Linked DNA regions of Homo sapiens: region 2 is linked to region 1. The links are chromatin contacts, found by Hi-C or POLR2A ChIA-PET in ENCODE. All regions are on one chromosome and are shown on one strand. The core of a region is the stretch at or near the end of the contact, and the rest is flanking DNA. Distances in the headings are between cores, read along the strand shown. Region 1 overlaps LOC107986516 (a long non-coding RNA gene). Region 2 has its middle 37 kb from the start of NRN1.

Region 1 (7,649 bases), core at 1,793-4,292:
ATTTCACATCAAAGGGCACAAACACTGAGTTTCTATTATTATTAAAAAACAAGAGCTAATGGGAGACAGGGAGAGGGCAGGCCATATCAGTCTCTAAGGCCTCATGAATTTCTAAAAGACTTGTGTTCTCTGGTTGTCTTCCAGATGTGTGCAGATCTTAGGCATACCAATGCAGTCTTCAACTGAGCCAAGAAAGAGAAGGGACCCTATTATAGACACAAGCATTATTCTGGACCTTGCTTGCAATATTATTTCCCTATTCCCACCCACAAGCTACATTGTTGTATCATTTTTTTTTCCAAGATGGAGTTTCGCTCTTGTTGCCCAGGCTGGAGGGCAGTGGCGTGATCTTGGCTCACTGCAACCTCCGCCTCCTGGGTTCCAGCGATTCTGCTGTCTCAGCTTGCCAAGTGGCTGGGATTACAGGCACCTGCCACCATGTCTGGCCAATTTTTAAAATATTTTTAGTACAAACAGGGTTTCACCATGTTGGCCAGGGTGATTTCGAACTCCTGACCTCAAGTGATCCTCCTGCCTTGGCCTCCCAAAGTGCTAGGATTACAGGCGTGAGCCACCGTGCCTGGCCCATTGTTCCATCATTCAACAGCTTCTAAAATTTCACCAATTAAATAACTTCCCTGATTGGAATGGGAGAAAGTGAGCAGAAGACTTTACTGTATGTACATGTATATTTATATGTATACCAATGTCTATGTCTACGTGAATGTCTCCATCTCCAACTAGCCCATATCAATGAGTATATGTGTAACTGAAGAAGTAGGTGTTTTAGAATTTTTAAAGGGAGAGAGAGAGAGGGAAAGAGTGAGTGAGAGTGAGAGAGAGAGAGACAAGGAGGTCAACAGCGCCCAGGCCTGTTTTTTGCTTGACATCTTGATGATCATGCATCGAGGTCTGCTCTAAATTATAATTTTTAATCTCAGTGATGTTTCTCAGCTCTGAAAAGCATCAGAGGAGTTTCGATTTGTGCCATGGCTATGAAAAAACTGTCTCTGGAGAGTTGTCCACCTGTTAGTCCCAGTATTTATATATAAGGTATTCCTCTTGTTCTGAGATTCTAACAATGCTATACTTTATAAATCATGTTCCTCTTTCAAAGATCAAAAAATTAGAAATTCTCCTACCATACTTGCTTTTTATATTTTGACTTTTAATAATCTTCTCTAATATTGTTATTTGATTTCAAATTGAACACAGAATCAATTCGATTAAGCACAAGAAGTGTCTGATGAAAGATTAGGATTCACTGCTTTGGAACCACTCAATAATTTTCATCTTTGCCACAAATATGTTAAGTTTAGGAGGCCAATAACTAAATTTCCCACTTTCCACCAGCTTTAAGACAGAATGGGGTTCAAGTACAATGAAGTGGCCCCATGTGAAGCCTAAGGATAGCAACACTGCAGAAACTGAACTGGCAGAAGCACAGCACAGAACATCTCAGAGTGTTTGCTCACCAGCTGATGCTCAGCAATTCAAAACTCTGAGCCCAAGGATCCGTTTAGAGTGTTGATGTGTGTGTGTGTGTGTGTGTATTGAATGAAGTCAGAACACACTAGTCAGGGACAGAGAGCCACCTGATAAACTGATAACTGTGTCCAGGGTAGATTTGGGCTAAGCTTTTTGTAGTTATAAAAAAAACTAAGAGAGTCAGAAAATTATATAATATTTACTTATCTTTACTTTTCCCAAACCATATAGTTTTTTAGATAAGAAAAGTTCCTCTAGTAATACTCCATGTTTAAAGAAACACAAGCCCTAAGTGCAAATTAAATGCGCTTGTCACCCTGCTTAACTCTTCTAAAGGTCACTTAATAAATCATTGGCTATTCAGCACTCTCACTCACGGACAGCATCTACCCTGGGACATTTTCACACTCTTGCCCCTTCTGTTAATTTCTCAGAGAAAAGCTACTAATGATCTCCACACTAACCCTCTGAGAATTACCTGTCTTACTGCCTCCATACGGAGCCCTGCCTTGGTCCCCCAAGCCAAGGTCCAGTCCCAGTACACCCTTTCCCTGTTAAATGGCTCTCGTGGTTTCTGGAAAACAAAGGCACACATGTCTCTGTTGTTGCAACTAGCACCTGCCTCAGTTACTTCCTTGTGTGGGAACTTGCAAAGGCCATGCATTAGCTTTTATAAAGCATAGACTTTTCCTTCGTGTACTTCTGAGAATCACCAAGGAAAACAATTTCCCCTTTAAATAGGGTAATTTGGATCCCTTCAGGATCCACCTCAGGTGGTGTGGGCAGAGGGTCGCTGAAACTGCTCAAGAATTGTTCAACAATAGCCAAAGTGGGTCCGGTCAAATGGGTCTGCTACTAGCCTCCAAGCAGGGCTTCATGTCCCAGGCTGTTGTCTTGCACAGGTTTCTTTATGTTGCTACAGTGTTTGCACTTCACTGTAAGCCCCTAAGAGGAAAGGGTTCTGCTTAGCAGAGAATCCTGAGACATTCTTTGTGAAAGCTCTATGTGATACAGAAAGAATTCTCTTCTCTCTGTGTCATCGAGGGAAAGAGGCAAACTGTTGGTGAATGCCAATCATCACAAAAAAAGAAGGACTTCATTTGTAATGGTGAATGAAGGCGGACAAGATTCTGGCAAGAGGGAGTTCTCTGGAATATGTTGGTTATCAGATCCCTTGCTTCTTAAAAACACTATCCACGTCAGCCTCCCTGGTAGAAAATGGTGTGGCACGTTCTGTGGATTAGACCATTCAGCAGCCAGCCCCTCCTCCTCATGGACTGCTCTGCGCCGCAGCACTGGAAGGCTAAAATCTATGCCTCACATTCCCTGCTGCCAGGATTGGGAGGCGAATTAAGTCTTCCCAGTTAGATGCTGTATTATTTATCTATTGCTGAGTAACAAATTGCTCCAGAAGTCAGCAGCTCACTATAGTAAACATTTCTTCTCTCCCCTGGTTCTGTGGGTCAGCAGTCTGGGAGCAGCTTAACTGGGTGGTTCTGGCCCAGGGCCTCTCACGAGGCTGTAGTCAGCTGTCAGCTGGAGAAGCTGCCTCCACGCTTACTCACACGGTTGTTGGCAGGAGGCCTCAGTTCCTCACCACGTGGGCTTCTCCCCAGGGCCGCCTGAGTGTCCTCAAGACAAGGCAACCGGTTTCCCCCAGAACAAAAGACCTGGGAGAGAAACAGACTATGAGTCCCTTACTGAGATAGAAGTCACAGTGTCTTCTGAAACCCAGTCTTATAAGTGGCACACCCTCACTTCTGCTGTATTCTGTTGCTCACACAGACCATCCCTGGTACCATGTGGGAGGAGGCTACACAAGGGCGTGGACACCTGAAGGCAGGGACCGCTGGGGCCATCACAGACGGGCCTGTGAAGCATGTCCAGACTTGTCTTCATGGATCTGAAAGGCATTCTTGTGGCTGTGGTGACCAGCTCAGCTCTGTCTGGTCCTCGGCTTCCTAGTGGTGGGATCACTCGCTTCCCGATCTCTGCATCTCAGCTGTGGCTTCTTACTCTTGAGCTCAGCAGTTCCAAGGCCATCTCCTGGAGTCCTTCCTCCAGCCCTTCCAATGCATTACATTTTCTTTCCTTAAAAATAGCTGAAGTGGTTTCCTATTCCTGGAACTGGACCATGGCTGATACAGGCGGGTATCAGCCTGCCAAGGAATAACAGCAAACATTACCATGCAATATGTAAGTATGTTACATTCATTCATCAGATTTTACAGATGTGGAAACTGAGATGCTGGGAAATTAAGTGAACAGCCCAGGCTCACACAGGCAATGAAAACTACAGCTGGATTTCAGAGCCCACACTCTTAATGCTGCCACATTGGGGCCACTCAGAAGGTTGCATCTTATGTGGCTTTCCCTTATAAGGGAAAAGGGCTAAAAGGACTTTGGTGTCCGTTCAAAAGGCTGATGAGATCTTGGGTTTCTTCATAAAATCATTTTTTATTTTTATGAGACATCTGGCAGGTAATAATTTATTGTCAGGAATCTCAAACCCCAGGCAAAATACTGCACCAGGGTAACAGCCAAGGCCAGTAGGTGAAGGCCAGCAAGGCCAACCTCTCATTTCTCCTACTGACATCTGAGTAGGTGTCCCAACATCAGGGAACACATTTTAAATATTTTTTGAAAAATTTTACCCAAGACCCAATTTTGTTCAGACTTTACATTGACACAAATTACCCTTACTCTGCATTAAATATTACTATCATTTCTATAGAGTCATAGCAATCAAGTTCCAGTGAAACCCACTTGCTACCATAAAGACACATGCATGCATGTGTTCATCACAGGACTGTCCACAGTAGCAGAGACAAGAAATCAACCTAGATGCCCATCAGCAGAGGACTAGATAAAGAAAATGCGGTACACTGGCACCATGGAATAGTATCCAGCCACGAAAAAGCATGCAATCATATCCTTTGAAGCAAGATGGATGGAGCTGGAGGGCATGATTTTAAGGAAACTAATGCAGGGACAGAAAACCAAATACAACATGCTATCACTTACAAGTGGGAGCTAAACATTGAGAACGCATGGACATAAAGAAGGGAACAACAGACTCTGGAGCCTACTTGAGGGTGAAGAGTGGGAGGAGAATGAGGATAGAAAAACTACCTATCCGGTATTCCTATTGGGTATTATGCTGATTACCTGGGAGACAAAACCCCTGCAACATGCAGTTTACCCATGTAACAAACCTGCATGTGTATTCTTGAACCTAAAATAAAAGTTAGAAAGAAAAATATCCCACTTTCTTATGTATCTCCTATTATGGGAATCACAGGGCCTCTGGGTAATTCCTGAAATACAGGGCTTTACGTACGAATTTACACTCAACAAGTTTTTCTTGAGCATATACTATGCTCTGCACACTCAGCATAACAACCAGGGGTAAGGAAAGTCTCTGACACAACCCAAAGCAGGCCATAGGCTTTAAGTGCAGTGGCATTAGGACTTGGAGGTATGGGCAGATTGACCACTCGAAGAGCTCAGCTGTCACATCAAGGCTGAGGGCTGAAGGTCACTTCTCATGAATGGAATACTGGATGTATCATAGGGGAGAACACTGGATGCATTCCAGGAAACATTAATAGAAAAAAGAAGTCCTAACAGTGGCTTTTTTGTATAAGCAAAATCGAGTAGGTAATTAAGGCAGAAAAGAACTTGAAGATGATAACTATGATAATCAAACTGACCACTTGTTGAGCACTTGCTGCATACCAGGAATAAGTGGATTGCGGACATTCTCGAATCGAATACTCACTTCATGAAATGGGTTCTATTAGTATCCTCATCCTAAATATGGAGAAACAGAGGCTGAGCAGCTTAAGGTAGTACAGCTGATTGTTCAGGAAGCCAGAAACGAAATTTGGGTTGGTCAAACCCTAAAACCTATGTGCTTAATCCCCAAATACTGGGCTGGTTGGCCCAGATCACCCAAGAAAATTGTTCACACCAATTGATGCCATCCCTGTGTTTGTCTTGACCTCAACTGATAAATGCACCTGCTGTTATGCCCAGCCCCAGCCTCTGCTTTGAAGAGGTTGAGAAAACTGTGATTTCTTTTAGTACCGCACAGTAAACACTAGGTAGGAAAAGGATATGTTGGTAATTTTTCTTTAACCACTTAGCTCTTGCCATCATGTTGTAGTTTAATTAAGCTGGCCTCCTGCAGAATTGTTCAGCTGAGACCATTGGTGGGGACACAAATTGATCTTTTTGGTCTTGGGTTTTTCTGAGTTAATCTTATTCATGTCCATCCACAAGATGCTGTTTCCATTTGTATAGCTGAACTAAAAAAGAATAACTCCCTGCTCTATTCAGTGAGCAGTACAGAGATGCATGTGAATCTTCGAGGCAGATTCCTGGGTCTCATGCCAGTACTACTAAATCAAAATCTTTGGGAGAGTGGCCCAGTGATCTGCATTTAAGCAAGCATGTCCGCTGAGTCCCATGCCGCACAGTGAAACCCTGGGATAGGGTCAAAATGCCTCATCATACTTTAATCAGCTGAGGTCACTTGGAAGCACAGTCCTAGGTTCAAATCCTGCCTGTGCCACTTACAACCTTACGTAAGTCACGTACCCTCTCTTAGCTGCTATTTTCTTATCTATAGAATGGAATTAACAATACTATCTCCCTCAGGATAAAATTATTATAGATTAAATGAGAAATTACTTCTAAAGCATTTAGCACAATTCCCAACTAACAAATTGTTGTTGCTGCTGCTGTTTTGTTATTGGAGCACTTCCATGATTCCTGATACAGCTAGTCCATATTCTTAGTCCTTAATACTTTGTCATAATACATGCTATAGTAGAACATCTTGAAGTTGTGTGTGTGTGTTCAGTGTGTTTTTATGACACAACAGTAAAACATCTAGGGATTCTAAAGAACCAAAAGCTGGGCCTTCATTCATTAAATCAAAAATTGTTCACCAATATATGTCACACTATGCTGTATTGTGAGCATAGCAAGATGAATATGACACACAGTATTGGAGCTTAGAAGAGGAGACACACCTACACATCCTGCTTTAATATTACTTGACAGGAAATAACAATTTAGGCCTGTTTCTAGTGAAAATTTTTATATTTATTAACATAAAAACGTGTCATAAAGGTTTAACACTTGGAGGCTGTGACACGGAGCACTTACTATGTACAATTCTTATCACACCTTTATGTTGGTTCCAGTTCTGACAGTCACAACATATGGGACATAAGGGGACAGAAGTGACTTTCAGAGAGTTGAGAAGAGTCAAAGGCCATCACTGACCTGGTACATGGGTCCCACAGGGATCAGTTTGTTTTCCTTGAAATTATGCCTTTATCCAGGTCATTTTCACTGCCTGGAATGTCTCTTTCTCTTTTTCTTCTCTCATCCACATGTTAAAAATTATTCAGACCCTGCTTCCTCCATGGATCCTCCCCGACTACCTTCGACCATCATGGGCCTCCCTCTCCTTGGAACTCCCTTTCTGTTATATATCCACCAAATATTCATGAGATGCATTATTCATGAAATGCCTCCTTGTCCCAATCTGTCATGTATCCATCAAATATTCATGAACTGCCTTATTGGGAGCGCATACGGTGGAATGCCTGGGGATGAGGTCAGAGAGAATCCCAGGAGCAGATGGCGTGTGGCCTTGCAGCCCCAGTAAGGACTTTGGATTCTCCTTGGAGTGATAAGAAAAGCCATTGGAGTTTTCAGCAGGAACCTGTGATGTTGTGATTTATGTTTAAAGAAGATTCCTCTGGTTTCTCTGTGGACTATAGACTTTAGTGGTCAAGAGTAGATGCAGGGGGATCAATTAGGAGGTCTGGCAGTACTCCTAGTGAAAGAAAATAGTAGCTTGGACTATGGTCTTAGTGTCCGAGGCCTTGAGAAGTCACTGGATTTGGGATATATTCCAAAGGAGGAGCGAATATGATTGATTTGATGATATTAGATACAGGATATCAAATAAATAAAGATAATGTGACTCCTTAATGGAGCTTCTGTTCCTGAGTAGAAACTGGTATGAGATTACTATTGTTGCTGTAACAAATTGTCACAAACATAATGGCTTAAAACAATACATATTTATTATCTTATAGTTCTGAAGGCCAGAAGACCAAAATTAGTCTCACTGGGCAAAA
Region 2 (7,649 bases), core at 1,477-3,976, 63 kb after region 1:
AAATAACTTGCCAAACTTTCTAAGTTAATATGTAATAGGAGCCGGGCACAGTGGCTAATGCCTGTAATCCCAGCACTTTGGGAGGCTGAGGCAGGTGGATCACTTGAGGTCAGGAGTTCAAGACCAACCTAGCCAATATGGTGAGACCCCGTCTCTACTAAAAATACAAAAATTAGGCAGGCATGGTGGCATGCGCCTGTAGTCCCGGCTACTTGGGAGGCTGAGGTAGGAGAGTCACTTGAACCTAGGAAGCGGAGGTTGCAGTGAGCTGAGATCGTGCCATTGCACTCCAGCCTGGGCATAGTAGCAAGACTCTGTCTCAAAATATATATATTAGAAACTGTACTGTACAGCAAACCCTGTGACATGTAACAAACTCTCACATGTATCCCTAAACCTAAAAGTTGAAAAAAGAAAAAGAAAACAAGAAAAATAAATTGTACTTGAAAGCAGACCTGTCTAACCCAAACACCAGGCTCTTAACCATTATCTGTATTGTTAAAGACTCTCAGCAACAAATTATAGTCTACTCTGTATATTACTGTCCACCACTTCACACATTTCACCTGTTACCAACAGTCTCTCTGAGCTTTGCTTTTGTATATTTCACAGGTTTTTCCTATAGATAGCATTGTAATATTTCCATTTAACTCTATCCTTTGTAAAATGACATCACTGGTATGTTTCAAATAGATTTTTAGTCAGCGACAGCTAATGAGCAAAGGAGCAATGATTAGAGAATCAGTTCTTCTTAAGATCCCAAGATTTGTTCTAACTATTGTGGGGGTAATTCCAGGCTGCATTTCAAACAGTGTTGGCACAGAAATTCTTAAAGTGTAAGCCTTCTCTCCTTCCCTCTATGCTTTCTGGATTTCTCTAGGCATACTGGGAACCTGAACTCAAAGTCTTAACACAGAAACTTCTAAACTACTCACACCTACAGCCTGTAACTCTGACCCGTTCACAAAGGTTAAGTTTTTTATAAATACTATTTTAAAAAATTTTCTCTGAAAAAAAAAGGGGAATTTATGGAGTTTTAATACTTTAGCATGTGAGAAACTTAAGGGACCAGGGGGTCTTTTTTAGCTATGAGGCAGTAGGAGTTGAAATAATGTAAATTAGAACTATTTTAAGAGGTTGGTCAATCAAGTCAATGGAACCACAAGCTGGACCCTCTCCTTCTTGTGAGCACCAAGACTCCAAGGTCAGGCTGACCAGGAGGCCCCAGGATAGAAAGTTGGAAAGAGCCTGTGGGTGCGGCAGGTTCTGAGGCTCAATTCAAAAGGAGGTGGCCTCAGCCAGGGGAGAAGCACAGAGGCAGTACAGGTAGAAGTGGAAATGGGTAGATTACTGGTCAGAAATCTGCCTCTGTATCTGCCTTCACTTCCTACTGGCTGTGTGACCTTGGGCAAATCACTTAACCTTTCTAAGCTTTAGTCTTCTTATTGGTAAAGTGAGATGTTCTGAGTGGGTGGCTGGCCCACAGCCAAAGCATAATTAATGTGAGTCATTATTACGAGTAAGAAACAAGTCAGTGGAGACACTGAGGCCTGCACACAAAAGTCCAACAAATCACAAGGCAACAGGGAGAATGGGCTCAGTGTAGAGAGGCCAAGAGTCCTGGGCCAGCACCACTGGGAAGAGGAGAAGCCCCCTCTTTCTTCTTCTCCATGCCCTGGCCTTCTGCTATGGTACTTGCATTTTTTCAGGTTCTTACCTTCTTGCTGGGACCTCAGTGGTCTCTTAGCTTCCTGTGACCATCGCCACTCAGATTCATTCTCTTCAGTGCTGCCAGGCAATATTTCCTACAACGCAAACCTGACCAACTTTTCATTCTGCTGAAAACTCTTGGACAAGGGTTTTAGCAAGAGCTAGCCCAGACCCTTTGGCATGGCTCATAAACCTTCTGTAACTTGGCAGGTGCTTTCATTTTTGACTCACCTGTAGGCATGACACACGGGAGAGTCCTGAAAGCCAGAGAAAGGCCATTTTTACATTGGTGGGGGGCTGGGGGAGGGATAGCATTAGGAGAAATACCTAATGTAAATGATGAGTTGATGGGTGCAGCAAACCAACATGGCACATGTATACCTATGTAACAAACCTGCACATTGTGCACATGTACCCTAGAACTTAAAGTATATATAAAAAAAGTTGTCATGCAAAAAAAAAAAAAAAAAAAGGCCAACTTTACTTTGTGGCTCGCCAGCTGATAAGACACCTGCTTGGGGGCAGAGAAACTGCACTTACCTAAGCACTTACTTTTTACCCATTCTCACCCTTCATTGCACATTAGAATCACCTGGGGGTGTTTATAAACTACCCCCAATGCCCAGGCCACACCCCAGACCAATTATGTCAGAGCCTCTGGAGTGGGATGCAGGCATCCCTATTTTTAAGCTCCTCTGGTCATCCCGAGGTGCTGTCAAGCTGTGGATCACAGCTATACATACATTTTTGTCTTTCAAAGGAAAGAGTCTTATCACTTGTTTGAAGTCCGAAGACATCAGCCTCAAATCTGAATATCAACCACCTGCTAGTTATTGCTGACTTTGGGAGAAACATTGATCAATTTCAGAAAAAGGATGTCAGGGAAGTAAAAGTGCATGACCAATTCAGGAAGTGGGAGATCAGCCCAGTCTCCTGCAAAGCCCGTGGTTTTACAGAAACCCTCCTGAATGTCAGCGAGCATAAGCCGTCGTGGCATGGGCAGCTCTCGGTGAGCAGCCTGGCCTTGGTCCAGCTCGGCACAGAAGGACCAGCACAGGGAGGGAGGAAGTGACTCAGGGCTGCCCTCTCCCCGACAACAGGACAGGACTGTAACCTTTTGTGAAAGGACAGGTAAAAATAGCTGCAGCACTTTAGGAAGAACTCAGAATTTTTAGATTCTGAACCATCTGATTATATAACTGAGGGTAAGTGATCTGGGAAAGGGCAGGAAACTATTATTTATGGTCTTTTAGTGTCCTGGGTTCGGTGCTGTATGTAGGTCCCAGTTAATCTTCACAATGACCCTGTGAGGTTGTTGTTTTCCTCTCCTTTTCTGTAAATGAGGAGCCTGCAGGCACTGAGGGAGAGATGATGAACTCGAAATCACCCAGCTTGCAAATGATAGAGATGGGACCAACCCTGGTGCTGTCGTGTCCCACACCCCATTCTCTGGCTTGACTCTGGCTCAACCCCAACCATGACACATATAGGGTGGCATGAAGTTCTCCAGGAGCCAGGGCTGCCTGGCTGTATCCTGTATCCTAGTGTTCTTGCAAAGCTGCAGTGAGAGAAAAAGCAGGGCCAGGGGCAGGAATGTCTTAGCTGATGTGAATGGCTTGTATGCTGTTGGCCCCAAAAGTTTGCTGAAAGGTCTTTAGCAGCGGGATGATCTATCCCACCAGGGGTCCAGGAATTTTCATATGGGAATGCTACTTATGGTAGATCTGTGAGGGGGGGAGTAGAACCTAGAAAACAACTTAGAAGACTTTACAGACACTCAGAATGTGGACTTTATATACCTTTCACAAAAAGGTACCAGGGCTCCTTAGAAAAGTAGCCATTTCCAGGTCTGGGGCAGGAAATGCATAAATTGAGACAGAAAGAAAAGAAGCAGTCAAAGATTAGATTCCTGGGGTCATGTTGAAAGGACACATGCATCAACTTGAAATGATACTCACTGGCTAGAGATGGATAATTTGGATAAAAAAGAATAATGGCTGAAATGGATTGAAAATGTCAAGCATATAAAAATCCAAGAGTTTATAATAATACACCATACCACCCTCTCACAAAAACCGCAACACGCAACTCAGTGGTTAACTACCTTTGGGAGTTGCTTGGGCACCAAGTCATTATTCTGAAGACTGATGAATAGAGGAAAGGAATAAAACATCCATCCTGTTTCTTCTGTATTCATTTTTTTTTTCAGAGAAACCAAGTAGCTCATGAAGAAAAGTTTTCATTTATAGAAAAATCACAATTGGCCGGGCGCGGTGGCTCATGCCTGTAATCCCAGCACTTTGGGAGGCCAAGGTGGGCAGATCACCTCTAAGGTCAGGAGTTCGAGACTAGCCTGACCCAACATGGAGAAGCACTGCCTCTACTAAAAATACAAAAGTAGCCAGGTGTGGTGGTGCATGCCTGTAATCCCAGCTACTCGGGAGGCTGAGGCAGGAGAATTGCTTGAACCCCGGAGGTGGAGGTTGTGGTGAGCCCAGATAGTGCCATTGCACTCCAGCCTGGGCAACAAGAGCAAAACTCCGTCTCAAAAAGAAAAAAAAAAAAAATCACAATCGATAATGGAGGAGGAATGTTAGAATTAGAAAATCACCAATTTGCAACTCATTGAAATAATGGTATCAGGAATGATCATCAATGGCTATCAAAACCATGAAGTGAAGGTTGAGCGAGGCCTTGCTAACAGATGGGTATCCATGAACCCACTGGTCAACCTTAGCCTACTGGAAATGGAACAGTGGAACTGGCAGACATGATGTATCCCAGATGTCACAAAATACACAATACTAGCACCATCTAGATGGAATCTGAAGCTAATCAAGCCACCAGATCTTATATAACCCACAGGAAACAGAGGGTAGAGAAATGTGTGAAATGGTAGTGAGTCCTCTCCCTCCATGGCATAGAGGAATGAGGTAGCTAGGCTGAAGGCACATACCTCAGCCCCATTCTGTGACAATCCTATGCAGGCCCTGGGACCTTTACAAGACAAGCCAGTAAAAAACCAGCTAAACTTTAGTCATTGTTCACTATAATTCAATGTGAGAAAGATGATCAAGTTAGCGTGTAAGGCAGGTAGGACCTATCAGAGGATGAGACATCTAAGTTAGTTCTCTTGTTTGAGGACCCTAAATAATATTTTTAAAATAATAAAGAAGCACATACTGTCATCTATTTCAAATGTTTAGGTTTGACACCTTTCACACACACTCACACAATGACCATCTCTTGATGCCATTTGGAAATCATGTCCTTCATGAATTACATCACCCCACAACCTTGGCCCATGTTCCATTATGGACTGCTGGGCACACTGCAGATTTCCCAGCTGGAGAAATAATAAAGCCAGTTCCTGCCTCCTATTCTGTTTCTTTTCTATCCCACCCCAGAGTATAGCTATAGAGATAAGGAAGGCACACAGAAGTAATGATTCTCTTGCAGCAGTAATTGCCCTGACATTTGCTCACCTATCTGTACCCACTTTCTCTGCCTTCCCACCCAGGACCTCAGATTTCCTATCGATGCTCTTATCAAAACCATCCTACCACTTCATGCTAAACGACACCTCCTCTAACAAACCCAGAAACATTCTTCCAGAAATCCTTTTGCTACATCATTAATTTTTCTTCTCTTTGGGATCATTGACATTAGCATAAAATGTCTTATTATCTCTCTCACTAAAAATTCCTTTCCAAATACCTGTAGAGTACTATGTTCACTGTTTAGGTGATGGGTTCACTAGAATTCCAAACCCCAGCATTATGCAATATATCTGTGTAACAAACCTGCACATGGAACCCCTGAATCTTTAATAAAATAAAATAAGATAAAAAATAAAGTTAAAATGATAAAATAGATTCCAGCTGCATAAGGATTTAGAGAAGAAGAACAAGATGATTTTCAAACACAAGCATTTGTGGAGATTGAAATTTTTAAAAATAATTGTGTACCATGTTACCATATGCAGAATAAAACTTTCAAAATTAGTAGCGAACAATAAAGAAAGCTAATTTATGTTTTTAAAAATGTTTCCTTAAAAAAGAATAAAACTTTCAAAGTTAGTAACTAACAATAAAGAAAGCTAATTTATGTTTTAAAAAATATATTTTCCTTAAGAAAAACTAGAGCAGAGATAAATGAACTGGAAAATAGAAAAATAATACGAAAAATCAAAAAAATCAAAAAAAGTTGGTTATTTGAAAAGATCAACATAATTGACAAACCTTTAGCTACATGAATTAAGGAAAAAAGACCACTCAAATTTCTATAATTAGAAATGAAAGTGGGCACAGCTGCTGCACATCCCGGGGCTCCTGACCTCTCTGCGTTTGCAGCGTAGCCCAAGTCGGTCAGCACTGGAGGACCTCAGAAGCCATGTTGAAGCCCCATAGTGAAGCCAGGGCTGCCTTCATTCAGACCCAGCAGCTGCACGCAGCCATGGCTGACACATTCTTGGAGCACATGTGCTGCCTGGACACTGACTCGCCACCCATCACAGCCTGGAGCACTGGCATCATCTGTACTATGGGCCCAGCTTCTCCATTGCTAGAGATGCTGAAGAAAACGATTAAGTCTGGAATTAATGTGGCTCATCTGAACTCTCATGGAGCCCATGAGTACCATACAGAGACCATCAAGAACGTGCGCACAGCCACGGAAAGCTTTGCTTCTGACTCCATCCTCTACCAGCCCATTGCTGTGGCTCCAGACACTAAAGGACCTGAGATCCCAACTGGGCCCGTCAAGGGCAGCGGCACTGCAGAGGTGGAGCTGAAGAAGGGAGCCACTCTCAAGTTCACGCTGGATAATACCTACATGGAAAAGGGTAAGAGAACATCCTGTGGCGGGACTACAAGAACATCTGCAAGGTGGTGGAAGTGGGCTGCAAGATCTACGTGGATGATGGGCTAATTTCTCTCCAAGTGAAGCAGAAGGATGCTCACTTTCTGGTGACAGAGGTGGAAAATGGTGGCTCCTTGGGCAGCAAGAAGAGTGTGAACCTTCCTGGGGCTGCCGTGGACCTGTCTGCCATGTTGGAGAAGGACATCCAGGACCTGAAGTTTGGGGGCGAGCAAGATGTCGATATGATGTTTTCATCATTCATCTGCAAGACATCTGATGTCCATGAAGTTAGGAAGGTCTTGGGAGAGAAAGGAAAGAACAGCAAGATAACCAGCAAAATTGAGAATCATGATGGGGGTTGGAGGTTTGATGAAATCCTGGAGGCCAGCGATGGGATTATGGTAGCTCGTGGTGATCCACCACAAGCCGTCGAGATGAGATTCCTGCAGGGAAGGTCTGCCTTGCTCAGAGGATGATGATTGGGTGGTGCAACCAAGCTGGGAAGCCTGTCATCTTGCCACTCAGATGCTAGAGGATGTGATCAAGAAGCTCCACCCCACTTGGGCTGAGGGCAGTGGTGTGGCCAATGCAGTTCTGGTGGAAGCTGACTGCATCATGCTGTCTGGAGAAACAGCCAAAGGGAACTATCCTCTGGAGGCTGTGCACATGCAGCACCTGATTGCCTGTGAGGCAGAGGCCACCATCTACCACTTGCAATTATTTGAGGAGTTCTGCCACCTGGCACCCATTACCAGTGACCCCGCAGAAGCTACTGCCATGGGCACTGTGGAGGCCTCCTTCAAGTGCTGCAGTGGGGCCATAATCGTCCTCACCAAGTCTGCAGGTGTGCCCACCAGGTGGCCAGATACTGCCCACGTGCCCCCATGATTGTTGTGACATGGCATCCCCAGGCAGCTCGCCAGGCCCACCTGTACCGTGGTATCTTCCCTGTGCTGTGTAAGGACCCCATCCAGGAGCCCTAGGCTGAGGATGTGGACCTCCGAGTGAACTTGGCCATGAATGTTGGTAAGGCCTGAGGCTTCTTCAAGAAGGATGATGTGGTCATTGTGCTGACCTGG

Evidence for each region. A loop is a pair of places that touch in the nucleus more often than their neighbours do. ChIA-PET counts read pairs that join two places held with the same protein, here RNA polymerase II (POLR2A). Pooled maps may share reads with other maps.
Region 2: a loop to region 1 is called in a pooled map, with 5 times the contacts of the local background. The contact joins two enhancer-like sites. A Hi-C loop is called at or near these places in 1 of 168 maps with a recorded cell type or tissue (psoas muscle) and 2 of 50 pooled maps. POLR2A ChIA-PET finds 5 or more read pairs at or near these places in 3 of 52 experiments (BJ, H1 and OCI-LY7).

What each region holds. Positions count from the first base shown.
Region 1 is chr6:5,902,854-5,910,502 of GRCh38, forward strand. All of the region lies in intron 1 of LOC107986516 (a long non-coding RNA gene), which reads left to right. Among named protein-coding and RNA genes, the nearest start is that of NRN1, 100 kb to the right of the region's middle. RefSeq lists an enhancer at 2,675-3,874. Within about 2 kb of position 3,043, at least 6 of the 41 ENCODE cell types and tissues checked have a DNase peak (open chromatin) inside an H3K27ac peak, as active enhancers do.
Region 2 is chr6:5,966,310-5,973,958 of GRCh38, forward strand. It overlaps the pseudogene PKMP5. Among named protein-coding and RNA genes, the nearest start is that of NRN1, 37 kb to the right of the region's middle. Within about 2 kb of position 2,727, at least 3 of the 41 ENCODE cell types and tissues checked have a DNase peak (open chromatin) inside an H3K27ac peak, as active enhancers do.